Regions from separate parts of the Homo sapiens genome. Here regions 2, 3 and 4 are each linked to region 1. Evidence: chromatin contacts called from ENCODE Hi-C or POLR2A ChIA-PET data. All regions are on one chromosome and are shown on one strand. Each heading gives the region's core, a stretch centred on a gene start or an enhancer-like site at or near the end of the contact. The rest is flanking DNA. Distances are from core to core; before and after follow the strand shown. Region 1 holds the start of GTF2H4 (general transcription factor IIH subunit 4). Region 2 holds the start of LINC02569 (long intergenic non-protein coding RNA 2569). Region 3 holds the start of PRR3 (proline rich 3). Region 4 holds the start of C6orf136 (chromosome 6 open reading frame 136).

Region 1 (3,213 bases), core at 714-3,213:
TTGGCCTCCCAAAGTGTTGGGATTACAGGCCTGAGCCACCCCGCCAGGCCTCTTTCTTTTCTTTTTCTTTTCTTCTTCTTTTTTTTTTTTTAAGCTGCTCCTTGCTGAGCAGGGCTAACTAGTAAGCAGTGGTCTGTCCCAATCTTTCTATTATGTTTCTTTTTCTTATTGCTTTGTAACAGCTTTTTGTATTTTGTTTATTTCATCAACCATTTCTTCCTAGATTGTAAATTGTCTTTCAACCTTACCTAAAGTTTGCCATAAAGAAGCTCTGTCAATTTTTAGCTTTTCTTTGAAGATTTTAAAACATTAATTGCTAAAAAGACAGGGACAACAGAAAACATGGGTGGGCTACAAAGTATAAAAAGTCTTGCATAGTCATTACCATTTTGATCCCTGGTTGCTTGCAAATGTGCTTCAAATCCCAGCTTGGGCACTTCCTGTCTGATTGTAGGGATTTTTTTTTTAATTTTTTTTTTTTTAGAGATGGGCATCTCAGGTTGGGCTCAGTGGCTCATGCCTGTAATCCCAACACTTTGGGAAGCTGAGGCAGGTGGGTCACCTGAGGTCAGGAGTTTGAGACTAGCCTGGCCAACATGTTGAAACCCTATCTCTACTAAAAATACCAGAATTAGCCGGGCGTGGTGGCACACACCTGTAGTCCCAGCTACTTGGGAGGCTGAGGTAAGAGAATCGCTTGAACCCGGGAGGCTGAGGTTGCCGTGAGCTGAGATCATGCAACTGCACTCCAGCCTGGGTGACAGAGTGAGAGACTCCGTTTCAAAAAAAAAAAAAAAAGAGAGAGAGAAATGGGGGTCTCCCTCTGTCACCCAGGCTGGTGCGATCATAGCTCACTGTAGCCTCAAACTCCTAGTCTCAAGCGATCCTCCTGCCTCAGCCTCCCAAGTAGCTGGGGGTCACAGCTCTGAGCCACCTCGCCAGGCTGCAGGCAAATTTCTTAATCTTGCCGGGCTCCAGTCTTCCAGTCTATAAGGTGGGAATAACAAAATTTGCATATAGGAATTTGGGGAAACGTGTAGTTCTGGGTTTGGGTGAAGACCTCCACTTTTGTAGTAGGTTCATAAATCAAATCAGAGCAAATAGTTGGTGTCTTAAAAACTGTATTTATCTGGGTCTTCTAAGTAAACGGTTTGAGGAGTGGTGGAGGCAGAAATTAAGATTTACTGAGTACTTAGGGTCAAGTAAGGTGCACTGGATCGTGTTAATCGTTAACTCGTGGAAACCGCCCAGAGTGTGTACGCTTTCTTTCTTTTCTTTCCTTTTCTTTTTTTTTGAGACGGAGTTTCACTCTTGTCGCCCAGGCTGGCGTGTAATGGCATGGTCCTGGCTCACTGCAACTCCGCCTCCAGGGTTCAAGCGATTCACCTGCCTCAGCCTCCAGAGTAGCTGGGATTACAGGTGCCCACCACCACGCCCGGCTAATTTTTGTATTTTTAGTAAAGACGGGGGTTTCACCATGTTGGCCAGGATGGTCTCGAACTCCTGACCTCGGGTGATTCGCCGCCTCGGCCTCCCAAAGTGCTAGGATTACAGGCGTGAGTCACCGCGCCCGGCCTGGAGTGTGTATTATCCCAATTTTATGGGGAGTAATTGTGCTCACTCGGCTCACCACCAAGTCGCCAGAGCGCGCCTCCGCAAGGAAGCCCTCCAGGCACTTCTACTTTCCCGGACCCGCCTCCCGCTCCAGCCGGTTACACGCGCCGTTAGCAGCGTGGGCGGAGTTGGTTCTGCCTTCGCGGAACCAACTGGTCCAGCTTCTGGTGTCTCCCCTCGCTCAATTAAAAGCCAGCTCCTCTCCTTTCGGCTTCCCCACGGTGCCTTTCGGGATTTGTAGTCAGACGCGCTTCAGCCGGCTCTAAGGAGAGCAAAGGCAAGACTCCAATTCCCAGCATCCCCCGCGCCCGGAGAGTGCAGCGTCTATTCTCATCCTCTTCACTTTTCCACTCCTCCCCTTACCTCCCTTCTCTTCTGAATTCTCCATTCTGGGCTCTTGCCTGTGAAATCTTTCTTTGCTTTCCCCATCTTTTCCTCGCATTTTTTCACCATCTTTCCCTCAATCTCCAGGAGCCAATGCGAGACTTTGGCTCCGATTAAGCGACGGCCCGAGACTCGGGGTGCGCGAGGAGGATCGACAGAGTGGTGAGGGGACCTAGGAGGGCGGGAGTGGCAGAGGTATGAGAGAGAGAGAGGTGAGTGGGAGGCGAAGAGTGAGAGGAAGGCAGGGAGAAGCTAGGAGATCGGAAGGCGTGGGTCAGGGTGAATGACGTGAAGTAGACTTGGGAAGGGAAAAGAGGTGGCTTTAGATTTGGGAAGCATGGAGGGGAGAGGTTACCGCCGTACTTAGCAGAAGTGGGCTAAGAGATAGAAGATAGGAAGGACGGGCAGATTTGGAGCTTGTAGACTGGTCTGACCAGGATGGGATGGAAGAGAGAGGTGTGGGCTCAATTTTCTTTGTCCCTGTTTAGCCAAAGATGAGACAAGTCATTGAAATACAAAATGATCTTGCAAACACTGGACAGTTAACAATTCTGTCACTTGGTAATTGAGGGAAGACTGGAGTTGAAGGGCAGAAATAGGGTGAGGAGGCAAGAAAGGGAGGGAGATTGGTCAGGTTTGGGAGAAACCAGAGGAGATGAGTGACATGGGAAAGGAGACCACAGAAAAGGTGGGGTTATTGTGGGGACTGATGGATCTGGAATCAGTTAGAAAGGTCAGGGGTGACACTGGCATGGATGGTGAGGTTGCACTTCTGACGTTTGCATTCCTCAGGTGATGGAGAGCACCCCTTCAAGGGGACTGAACCGAGTACACCTACAATGCAGGAATCTGCAGGAATTCTTAGGGGGCCTGAGCCCTGGGGTATTGGACCGATTGTATGGGCACCCTGCCACATGTCTGGCTGTCTTCAGGTGAGAAGCCCCTTCATGGCAGGGAAATGTAATGGGGTCTGCGGAGTGGAATAAAATATCATAGGTAAAAGTGTAGCAGCCTGGAGTCGGGGTGGGGACTGGGGGCAAGGGTTGGAAATTGCTCTAAAGTGTGGAGGCCAAAACAGCAGGACTGGTAAAGTTGTGCTGGAGTGAGATGAGATGTTTGAGAGGTAATTGAGGGCAGAGATGCAGATACAATGCAGCTTCTGATACTAACCTTTGACCTCTGTTCCTGTACAGGGAGCTCCCATCCTTGGCTAAG
Region 2 (3,213 bases), core at 181-2,680, 390 kb before region 1:
GGAGTTGTCCCACCATTGCTTCAAGTTGTCCCGCCTTTCCAGACCGAACCAATGTTAATCTTACATATGTTGATTGATGTCTCATGTCTCCCTAAAATGTATAAAACCAAGCTGTGCCCTGACCAACTTGGGCACATGTCATCAGGACTTCCTAAGGCTGTGTCACCGACACACATCCTCAACCCTGACAACATAAACTTTCTAAATTAACTGAGACCTGTCTCAGATATTCAGGGTTCACACTCCCCTGGACCCCCTGACTTTCTTCAGGGCACTGGCCACTTTCTTGTCTGTCTTTGGACACTCTCCTCTAGAAGTCTTTGAAATTCTTGAGGCAGGAAGGACCAATTCCCAGCCCTGAATCTTGCATAAAGTGGGTCCTTTTTAAATGGAAATACGGCTACTCCTCAAAGGAAGGCTAGGAATTTTGCTCTGTGTGACCCTAGTCGTAGTTCTTCACAGAGGGCTCCATTTCACTTGCCTTTCCTTCTGCTTTTTTCTTCACTCGTTTCCCCACAGAGCAAGACAAAAGAAGCCGGCAAGGATGGCTCTGGTCAGGGTCTGCCTTCAGCCACCCAAATGGGATTGCAAAGAGGAGGACAGGGATGGAAAGGGGAAAGTTTGATTTGGTTTGGTTTGCTTAGTCTTTCTATTGGTACCACTTCCTTATCCCAACCTCATCATCTTCCCCGATCCCTACCAACCCACTGCAGGCATATGAGCCCTAAAATCTGGGAAAGGCTTTTTTCCCTAGGGGCCCTGGCCTCACAGACTTGCCCAGGGGGGTAAATTCTCAGTGGCTCAGTGGCACGTGCCTCACGTCCTCACCGGCAGCCTAGATAGATAGATAGATAGATAGATAGATAGATAGATAGATAGATGATAGATAGATATATAGTTTTTTTTTTTTTTTTTTTTTTGAGACGGAGTTTCGCTCTTGCCGCTGCCCAGGCTATAGTGCAATGGCGCCATCTCGGCTCACCGCAACTTCCGCCTCCCAGGTTCAAGCGATTCTCCTGCCTCAGCCTCCCGAGTAGCTTGTATTACAGGCATGCGCCACCACACCCGGCTAATTTTGTATTTTTAGTAGAGAGGGGGTTTCTCCATGTTGTTCAGGCTGGTCTCGAACTCCCAACCTCAGGTGATCCGCCTGTCTTGGCCTCTCAAGTGCTGGGATTACAGGGGTGAGCCACCGCGCCCAGCCGGGAGCCCCTATTTTAAGGACGCTATTGCTGTGGAGGAGTAACCCCACTTTTAGGAATCCTTTTCCGTGCGAAAGGCTGTTTGAGATCAGGCGCAACAACTTCTCCCGCTCAGGTTACCCTCAGAAAGGCTATGGACCCCGGACTCCGCCCCAGATTGCATAACAACTGAGGGGTGGGTCCCTATTTCCTCTCTGGGATCTGTAGCCAATCATTCACGAGGTAAACAGAACGACCGAGTTTCTCTCAGCCGAGAACTGTGGCTGCCCCTCCGGTGAAAACAGAGGAAGTGGGAGCGGCAGGAAGCGCTTTGGGACCAGGGCGACCCCTGAAGCGTAGAGGAACCAGGTCACAAGCATACGTGAATGCTCACATTCCATAGTTATCAAATGTATTCAGGTTTAAATTTTACTTTTCTAGAAAAAATGTAAATAATCCGTTGAGAATATTTAATGAAAAATGTTGGTCGTATCTTTATCTGGTCTGCGGCTCTGTCCCTGTTTCCTGGATAGGAGACTACGTCTGTATCTTGTATCACAGGAGGCACCTTCTTCCTGTTTCCTGGCACAGACTTGTAAGTGAATTTCCTGCCCGCCTCCGCCCACAGCGTAAGCCGCGCTGGAACAGCTCACTTATTGCCCCAGATGTATGTGGAGTAACCGCCTTCAGTTTCCTGGTTCTGAGTTTCCGTGTTACTCAAGCAATGCTTCTGCTGAATTTGTCTTTTTTTTTTTTTTGAGACAGAGTCTTGCTTTGTCGCCCAGACTGGAGTGAAATGGCGTGGTCTCGGCTCACTGCAGCCTCCACCTCCTGGGTTCAAGCGAGTCTCCTGCCTCAGCCTCCTGAGTGTGCAACTTATCTTTTTATTTTATTTATTTATAATTTTTTGGCTAATTTTGGCTATTTTGTGTCTGTGTGTGTATTTTTAGTAGACATGGGGTTTCACCATGTTGGGCAGGCTGGTCTCGAACTCCTGACCTCAGGTGATCCGCCCACCTCGGCCTCCCAAAGTGCTGGAATTACAGGCGTGAGCCACCGCACCTGGCCTATTTATTTATTTATTTATTTGTGACTGAGTCTCGCTCTGTCACCCAAGCTGGAATGCAATGGCGTGATCTCGGCTCACTGCTACCTCCACGCCCCAAGTTTAAACAATTCTCCTGCCTCAGCCTCCCGAGTAGCTGGGACTACAGGTGTGCACCACCACATCCAGCTAATTTTTTGTATTTTTAGTAGAGATGGGGTTTCACCATGTTGGTCAGGCTGGTCTCGAACTCCTGACCTCAAGCGATCCACCCACCTTGGCCTCCCAAAGTGTTGGGATACAGGCGTGAGCCACTGCACCTGGTTGAATTTCTCCTTTTAATTGGAGGTTTCATTTTATTTTTCTTTATTTATTTTTTTGAGACGAAGTTGCACTCTTGTTGCCCAGGCTAGAGTGCAGTGGCGCGATCTGGGTTCACTGCAACCTCTGCCTCCCAGATGCAAGTGATTCTCCTGCCTCAGCCTCCTGAGTAGCTGGGAATACAAGCACCCACCACCATGCCCAGTTAATTTTTGTACTTTTAGTAGAGACAAGGTTTTGCCATGTTGGCCAGGGTGGTCTCAAACTCCTGAGCTCGTGATCTGCCCACCTCAGCCTCCCAAAGTGCTGGGATTACAGGCGTGAGCCACCGTGCCTGGTCTCGTTCTTTATTTTTTATTTTATTTTTTGACACCAGATCTGCTCTGTTACTCAGGCTAGAGTGCAGTGGCATTGAGAGGTGACAACCTGCTAGCAGCCCTTGCTTGCTCTTGGCGCCTCCTCGGCCTCGGTGTCTGCTCTGGCCGGGCTCGAGGAGCCCTTCAGCCCACTGCTGTGCTGTGGGGGCCCCTCTCTGGGGCTGGCTGAGGCCGGAGCCGTCTCCCTCTGCTTGGGGGGAGGTGTGGAGGGAGAGACGCCAGTGGGAACAGGGGCTGCGCGTGGTGCTCCCGGGCCAGTGGTGTTCCGGGTGGGTGCGGGCTAGGCAGG
Region 3 (3,213 bases), core at 285-2,784, 350 kb before region 1:
CAGGGGCCATAAGACCCTCTCCCCCATCGGCCTGACTCCCTTTCATCCCACTCAACTTCTTCCGATGTTCAGTCCTCCCAGACACCCTATTTGGGACCCTCCCGGATGTGCGTGGGGGGAGTCACTCCTTCAGGGAGCAGTGGGGACGGCGCCCCGTGCTAGCTGGAGGGATTCCCCTCCCCCAACTCTCCATCCTTCCCCACCCCTTCCAGATGTAGGGGGGGTGGGGGATCCCCTCCGCGATAGGCCGCGAGGGTTGACGCGGTCCCACGACCCCCTCCCACGATCCCCAGAGGTGCAGCGGGCACACCCCTCCTTCCAGATGTGCGGAAGCCCGAGCCCCGCCCCCTCCTCCCGCTCCCGCACTGACCTCTCTTCCGCTCCCGTTTGTCCTGCAACTGCTTCTTCTTCTGCTTCACGCTGAATGGCTTCTTCCTCGGCATGGCCCGGACCAGTCACCTGGCCCGCCCTCCGCCGAGCTCCCGCCGCCTCAACTGACTGCCCCCCGGGGCAGCCCCCGCCGCAGGGGCCCGGGACCCTAGAGGAGGCGGGGCTAGCAGGTGACGTCAGCGGGCGGGCCCGACAGAATTACCGCCGCGGCGGCGATGGAAGGCGGACGGGGGAGATATAGTCACTTCCCTCCAGGAGCGAGGCGAGAGGATGATGCGGGGTGGGCTACTGGCACGTGAGAGCCAGTGGCACCGAGAGGGCGCCCCGGCGGCGAGGAAGGAGGCGCGCGTGGGAGGACCAGGCTAACTCCGTCACGGACGCTACCAACTCGCGTTCGGAGGAGGGGGGGCGCGTGTCATCACTACCTTGCGCTCCCGGGAGAACCTACCACTCACCTGGAGGGGGCGGCGGAGCGGAGGGCGGGGCCTACTACCTAGGGGAGAGGGGGCGTGGACACGCTGAGGCTATACTACAAAGCCCCGGGCTTGACCTTAGTGGAAAGCCGAGACTGCGTCCAGGTTGCTGGACTACACCGGGGGCACGGTCAGAGGTCTTTAGGGGAGGGCGGCGGTCTGAGAGTCCTGGGTGCCGACCTGTTGGGACCCAAATTCCTTGTGGGAACGATGATAAGGAGCAGGTTTACAGATCATAAGTGCAAAAGCGGGCGAGAAGGGAAACCCAAGCGGGACAAGGACTTTTGGGGGGAGGTCAAAGGGCACGAAGTTGTGCCTGCAGCTGTTACCATAGTAACCGAGGACCGGATGTGGCGATCTTACGGTGCGACAGTCCTCTTCTCAGGCCCTCTGGCCCGAGAGCCTGTTGACTCTGTGACACACTCTGAGGAGCTGGTTGTGGTGTTTTCCAGCGAGGGAAGAAAAGAGTAATTTTTTCAAAGCATTTATAGAAACGCAGCAAAGGGAAGGTGTGAGGTTGCCGCCATGCCTGGCAGAGACGGAGGGAGGCAGTTGGCTCCGGAATGCGGCCGCCGCAGATGTTCTCCGCAACCTTCCGGAAGTGGAATGGCGGGAGCCTCAGCATTGCTGCCCACCGACCCCCCGGAAGCGGAAACAGAATCCCCGCGTGCCCCTTCCTCACTACCCTCCAAATCCCGCTGCAGCCATTGCCGCAGACACGATGCCGAAACGAAAGAAGCAGAATCATCACCAGCCACCGACACAGCAGCAGCCCCCGCTGCCCGAGCGGGAAGAGACTGGAGATGAGGAGGATGGGAGTCCCATCGGTGAGGGGTCTGGGAGGGATGTGCACATGCCTGTCAAGCCCGTCCGGGCAAGGGGCTAGGGGCTAATAAGGTGCGAAGGAGGGGGCTGTAACGGAAGGAGGAAGGGCGCACGCGCTGGGGAGGGATGGAAGTGGGGCTCTCCCAAATGGAGCCTTGAACCAGGAGTTCTCTTACTGGAACCATCAACCTCAATACGGCCCCAGACCTTTCTGGAGAAGGCGGGGGTGGAGAGAATAAAGAGCTCTTTTGCGCAGCCGCAGAACAGTAGGGGAAAGGGGTAGTAGAGATGTTGCAGATTGCGATGACTGGGATGACAGTTTGTATCCAGACTTTGACTGAAAAGGTACAGGTGCAGCTTTCTCTAAACTAGTCCTCTGGCCAGCAGTTAAGGTGAGGGATTGGTTCATGTCTGGAGACACTTAGGTTGTTTTGGATAGCGACGGTACGGTGAAGAAAAAAAGTTGTCAGTATCTTTTCCTGCATTATCCCCTTTGATTGAATATCTACTTTTTGCAAACCCTGAAACAGCTTTGCAGAAAAAAGGGCAGATAGATGGGGTGAGAACTCCCAAGACTGCTGAAAATATACCTGACTTTACTGGTTGAATTAAGAAATAAGTAATACAAGAAAAACACCTAAGAACAGAATCATCAGTCCTTTAATCCATTCTGATGACCATATTTTCATGTCTGCTCTTAGGACCACCCAGCCTTCTGGGCCCTCCCCCCATGGCCAATGGAAAACCTGGCGACCCTAAGTCAGGTGAGGAGGAAGGGGCCCTGATCCTTGTATTAGGTCGTAGAGAAGACAGCAAGGGAGGGGATAAAACCCAGGAAGGACTTAAAAATAAAAGATCAGGGATTCCATCCCTAAATGAATGGAGAGAAGTTGTATATTTGCTGATTTAAAAACTCAATGTTGTAAAAATGTCACTTCTTCCCAAATTGATAAACAGATTTCATGCATTCCAAGTCAGAACACCCATAATGTTTTTGTGGAAATACACATTATTATAGGGAAATGCAAAATATCAAGGCGACTATCAAGACAATCTTGAAGTGGGAGGGCTTACTATGAATATCAAGATTTGTAAGCTGGGCATGGTGGCACACGCCTGTAGTCCCAGTTACTCAGGAGGCTGAGGTGCGAGGATCCTTTGAGCCCAGGAGTTTTTGAGGCCACTCTGGGCAACATAGTGAGATCCTGTCTCTAAATACAAGAAGAAAAAAAGACTTACTATAAAGCTACAATAGTTACAACGATGCAGTTTGGAAACAATGATAGACATAAGTCAATAGGACTTATGTCCCGAAGAGTCCAATAACAGGCCCATACATGTGTGGACACTTCATTTATGATGAAGATGGAACTGAAAAGTTGGTCTTTTCAATAAATGATATTGGATCAATTGGATATTCATGTGAAAAAAATGGAATTTCACCTTGCACTCATAATCATATACAAAGATCTATTTCAAATGGACTGTAGATCTAAGTATAAAAGGTAAGAGAATAATTATTCTA
Region 4 (3,213 bases), core at 389-2,888, 260 kb before region 1:
TGAGCCACCGCGCCCAGCCTGGTCTAAGGAATCTTATAGTTAAGGTAACCCTGTTTTCCAAACCAAACACCAGAGTACCCGATCCAACACATTTTTGACCACATGTGAGTCTGTTCTTCTGACATGATTTGGATCACACCTAGCCATAGATTTAACACATTACCTCAACTAGAAAGAATAGAGCAATAAATCAGAAGCACTCCAGAAAATCTTGGGTATAAAATGAACTTCCCCCGCCCTTTTCTGGGGCACAGCTTTGATTAAAACCTGTTAGGAATGATAATTACCCCCTTCTCTTTGTTCCTGTGCTATTCCTTTTACTCCTCTCCTCTGATTCCTCCATACCCACCCATCTTTCATCCAGTAGCCTCCTCCCCATCATCTCCCATTTCTTCTACAGGGGGACTCCCCCAGGTCTGGTAGCCCAAAGCTGCTGCTACAGCCGCCATGGGGGGGTGAATTCCTCATCCCCCAATACAGGTAAGTATTCACTCCTCCCTACCCTCAAATCAAGTAGGCCACATTCACTGTCTACTCCTGCCTTCCCATTCACATGCCTGATATTTCCACAGGCAACCAAGACTCCAAGCAGGGAGAACAGGAAACAAAGAATAGGTGAGGTCTAAACCCCTCCCCTAACAGCCTCCCACCACCATCTGACTCCCTTCCTAACATCATTCTCAGTCACTTCCTACTCTTAAATCTTATTGTATGAACTGGACACCAGCTCCTCCCACAATTCCTTCTACCTTACATCCTGCAAGCCCCTTTCCCCCACAGGTTCAACTCTGGTACTTCCCTTTGGAATACGGATTCTCTGAGAGGTTTTAAATTTGGACATAGCACTAATGGTTCCAGCTTCATACCCATCATGTGTCCTACATTAAAACCTGGCCCGAGACCTTGAAGAGTCTGTAATCTTAATTTCCTCTTTAGTATTCCTATAACCCACTCTCCATCTCCCCACCTACCAGGTCTGCCAGTGAGGAGCAGGCCTTGTCACAGGATGGGTCTGGGGAGAAGCCCATGCACACAGCTCCTCCACAGGCCCCGGCCCCGCCAGCCCAGTCCTGGACAGTGGGTGGGGACATACTCAACGCCAGGTTCATTCGAAACCTGCAGGAACGTCGCAGCACCAGGCCTTGGTGACCGCAGCCCCGTCAAACATCTTCAAAGTATTATTTCTCCCTCACTACAGGAAAGAGCCAAAGCCCAACCCTCATAATAGATGGATACATTCATTCATTCATTCATTCAGCAGGCTTATCAGATTCAAGTCATTTGTATCTTTTAACCAGACCAATAAAAGTATTTATTTTTATCACAAGAGCTGTTGAAAAATTTGACTCATTATTTCAGCCGCCTCACCCCTCACTGTCGTTGCACCCATTCAGCCTTCAGCCCTGTTTTTGCTCAGCTTTTTGCTCAAAGGCCTCAGCTGTGAATACAGCGCTTGGGGGGGCGGGGGAGGCTGTAACTTGCGCAAGCGCACTCAGGCAGTCTCCGAGCCCGCGGGCGCAGGCGCGCTTACAGCCGACAGAGCGCTTCAGCCGCTTCCCTCGAGCCTGCAGTGCGCAAGCGCGGGACATCTCCGTTTCCCTCCCTCAGCCCCTTCCCCCCCTACCCCCCCGCCCCGGCCTCCTTTCCCCTTCACGAAGCCGGCTCTGGGGCGCGCTCACCCCTGTGAGGAGGCCGGAGGTCGGACTCAGGAGGCTCCTTCTCCACTCCCGGAAGATCATGTACCAGCCCAGCCGGGGTGCGGCCCGGCGTCTCGGCCCTTGCCTGCGCGCCTACCAGGCTCGACCCCAGGTGAGCGGAGGAGAAGAGGGAGGGAGGAGAGGGGGCGGGGAGAGACCCTCCTCAAAGCCGGTGCGTGGGGCGGAGCGCGCGCTGGGTTCCGCGCAGGCGCAGAGACACCCGCCGCCCCTTCCCACCTGTGCCCTGCAGCGCGTGGACAGGCTAGGGGTCGCGGGAGCGGGAGGGAGGCGCTGCCGGGCCTGTCGCGCAAGGACGTCGGTCCTCCCAGGTTTGAGGGCGGTCAGGCGGGGTCAAGGCCAGGCAGCGGGGCGCGTCTGCGTTGCGCCCGACTCTCCGCGGTTACCTGTGCCTAGAGGTGATTTGAAGGGCAGGGGCCGAGAGATTCGTAGCCCTGCTGCGGCGCCGTCCCGGAGTTCCCCGGCCCAGACCAGACCCGCGGGGCGCCCTCAGCAGCCCGCCCGTCTTGCACTCGGAGAGCGGTCCTGGCAGGAAGGCCGGCCAGTGTGCACCCGGTTCGGGCCCCTGCGCCCGGGCTGGCAAGATGGCCACGCCCCCAGCAGAGACGGCGCCTCTAGGACACCATCGGGGACCGAGGTACCCGAGCGGTCCGCCCGCCTTCCCTGCAGTGAGACGATCCCCTGGGGGGTTCCTTGGGAGCGGAGGGACTCGGGTGAGGCCTAACTTTGGGTGACCTCCCCTTGCAGTTTCAACGTCGGTAAACCCAGGAGAGTGAAGGCCAGCCTTTAACTGTCTCCTGAGGTTGTGTCTGTCATTAGAGGGGCCCGAAATGATAATAGCTTCCATTTATGTACTGCTTTCTAGGTCGCTACGTTTTGTTTACATTCATTATTTCATATAGGCCTCATAACCCAGTGAGGCTTTATTGTTCTCATTTATAGGACATTTGTAGGAAGCGGAGGCATAGGGAATGAGAATGCCTAAAGTTACATGATAGAATTCAGATTCCTAGCTTCAGCTGGATATTCTTTTTTCTCTGTACATTTGCCTCGCACACTTAATCATGGAGATGTACAGGCCACAGCATTTAATCCACAGTACAATAAAACCTGTTATTCGTTAACTCATCAAGTATGTATTACATGATTCTTGCGATAAGAGAGGTGAAACTGCCCCCAGTGTTGGAATCTTTTTTTTTTTTTTTTTGAAATGGAGTCTTGCTCCGTCACCCAGGCTGAAGTGCATTGGCACCATCTCGGCTCACTGCAATCTCCGTCTCCTGGGTTCAAGCAATTCTCCTTCCTCAGCCTCCCGAGTAGCTGGGACTACAGGCTCCCGCCACCACACCCGGCTAATTGTTTTGTATCTTTAGTAGAGATGGGGTGTCACCATATTGGCCAGGCTGGTCTCGAACTCCTAGACCTCGTGATCCGCCCGCCTCGGCTTCCCAAAGTGCTGGGATTACAGGCGTGAGCCACCGCGCCCGGCCACATTTCT

What was found. Hi-C counts contacts between places; a loop is a spot of excess contacts on that map. ChIA-PET counts read pairs that join two places held with the same protein, here RNA polymerase II (POLR2A). Pooled maps may share reads with other maps.
Region 2: a loop to region 1 is called in a pooled map, with 4 times the contacts of the local background. The contact joins the promoter of LINC02569 here to the promoter of GTF2H4 in region 1. A Hi-C loop is called at or near these places in 5 of 50 pooled maps. POLR2A ChIA-PET finds 5 or more read pairs at or near these places in 7 of 52 experiments (B cell, MCF 10A, SK-N-SH and 3 more).
Region 3: a loop to region 1 is called in a map of OCI-LY7, with 7 times the contacts of the local background. The contact joins the promoter of PRR3 here to the promoter of GTF2H4 in region 1. A Hi-C loop is called at or near these places in 5 of 168 maps with a recorded cell type or tissue (CD4-positive, alpha-beta memory T cell, CD8-positive, alpha-beta T cell, OCI-LY7 and 2 more), 7 of 37 single-sample maps with no recorded cell type and 18 of 50 pooled maps. POLR2A ChIA-PET finds 5 or more read pairs at or near these places in 5 of 52 experiments (CD8-positive, alpha-beta memory T cell, GM12878, HepG2 and 2 more).
Region 4: a loop to region 1 is called in a pooled map, with 5 times the contacts of the local background. The contact joins the promoter of C6orf136 here to the promoter of GTF2H4 in region 1. A Hi-C loop is called at or near these places in 8 of 50 pooled maps. POLR2A ChIA-PET finds 5 or more read pairs at or near these places in 4 of 52 experiments (Caco-2, HEK293, PC-9 and 1 more).

Annotation. Positions count from the first base shown.
Region 1 is chr6:30,906,244-30,909,456 of GRCh38, forward strand. GTF2H4 (general transcription factor IIH subunit 4) reads left to right here and starts at 1,964. Exons shown (of 14, transcript NM_001517.5): 1 at 1,964-2,160; 2 at 2,791-2,930; 3 at 3,192-3,213. The coding sequence starts at 2,794.
Region 2 is chr6:30,514,836-30,518,048 of GRCh38, forward strand. It overlaps LINC02569 (long intergenic non-protein coding RNA 2569), which reads left to right and starts at 1,431. Exons shown (of 2, transcript NR_149088.1): 1 at 1,431-1,776. RefSeq lists enhancers at 1-12, 3,115-3,213.
Region 3 is chr6:30,555,761-30,558,973 of GRCh38, forward strand. It overlaps PRR3 (proline rich 3), which reads left to right and starts at 1,535. Exons shown (of 4, transcript NM_025263.4): 1 at 1,535-1,690; 2 at 2,390-2,452. The coding sequence starts at 1,585. It overlaps GNL1 (G protein nucleolar 1 (putative)), which reads right to left and starts at 729. Exons shown (of 12, transcript NM_005275.5): 1 at 371-729. The coding sequence starts at 443. RefSeq lists enhancers at 7-572, 573-1,137, 1,138-1,702.
Region 4 is chr6:30,645,495-30,648,707 of GRCh38, forward strand. It overlaps C6orf136 (chromosome 6 open reading frame 136), which reads left to right and starts at 1,639. Exons shown (of 6, transcript NM_001161376.2): 1 at 1,639-2,352. The coding sequence starts at 1,738. ATAT1 (alpha tubulin acetyltransferase 1) reads left to right here. Exons shown (of 13, transcript NM_001413067.1): 11 at 401-480; 12 at 573-615; 13 at 975-1,327. The coding sequence ends at 1,149.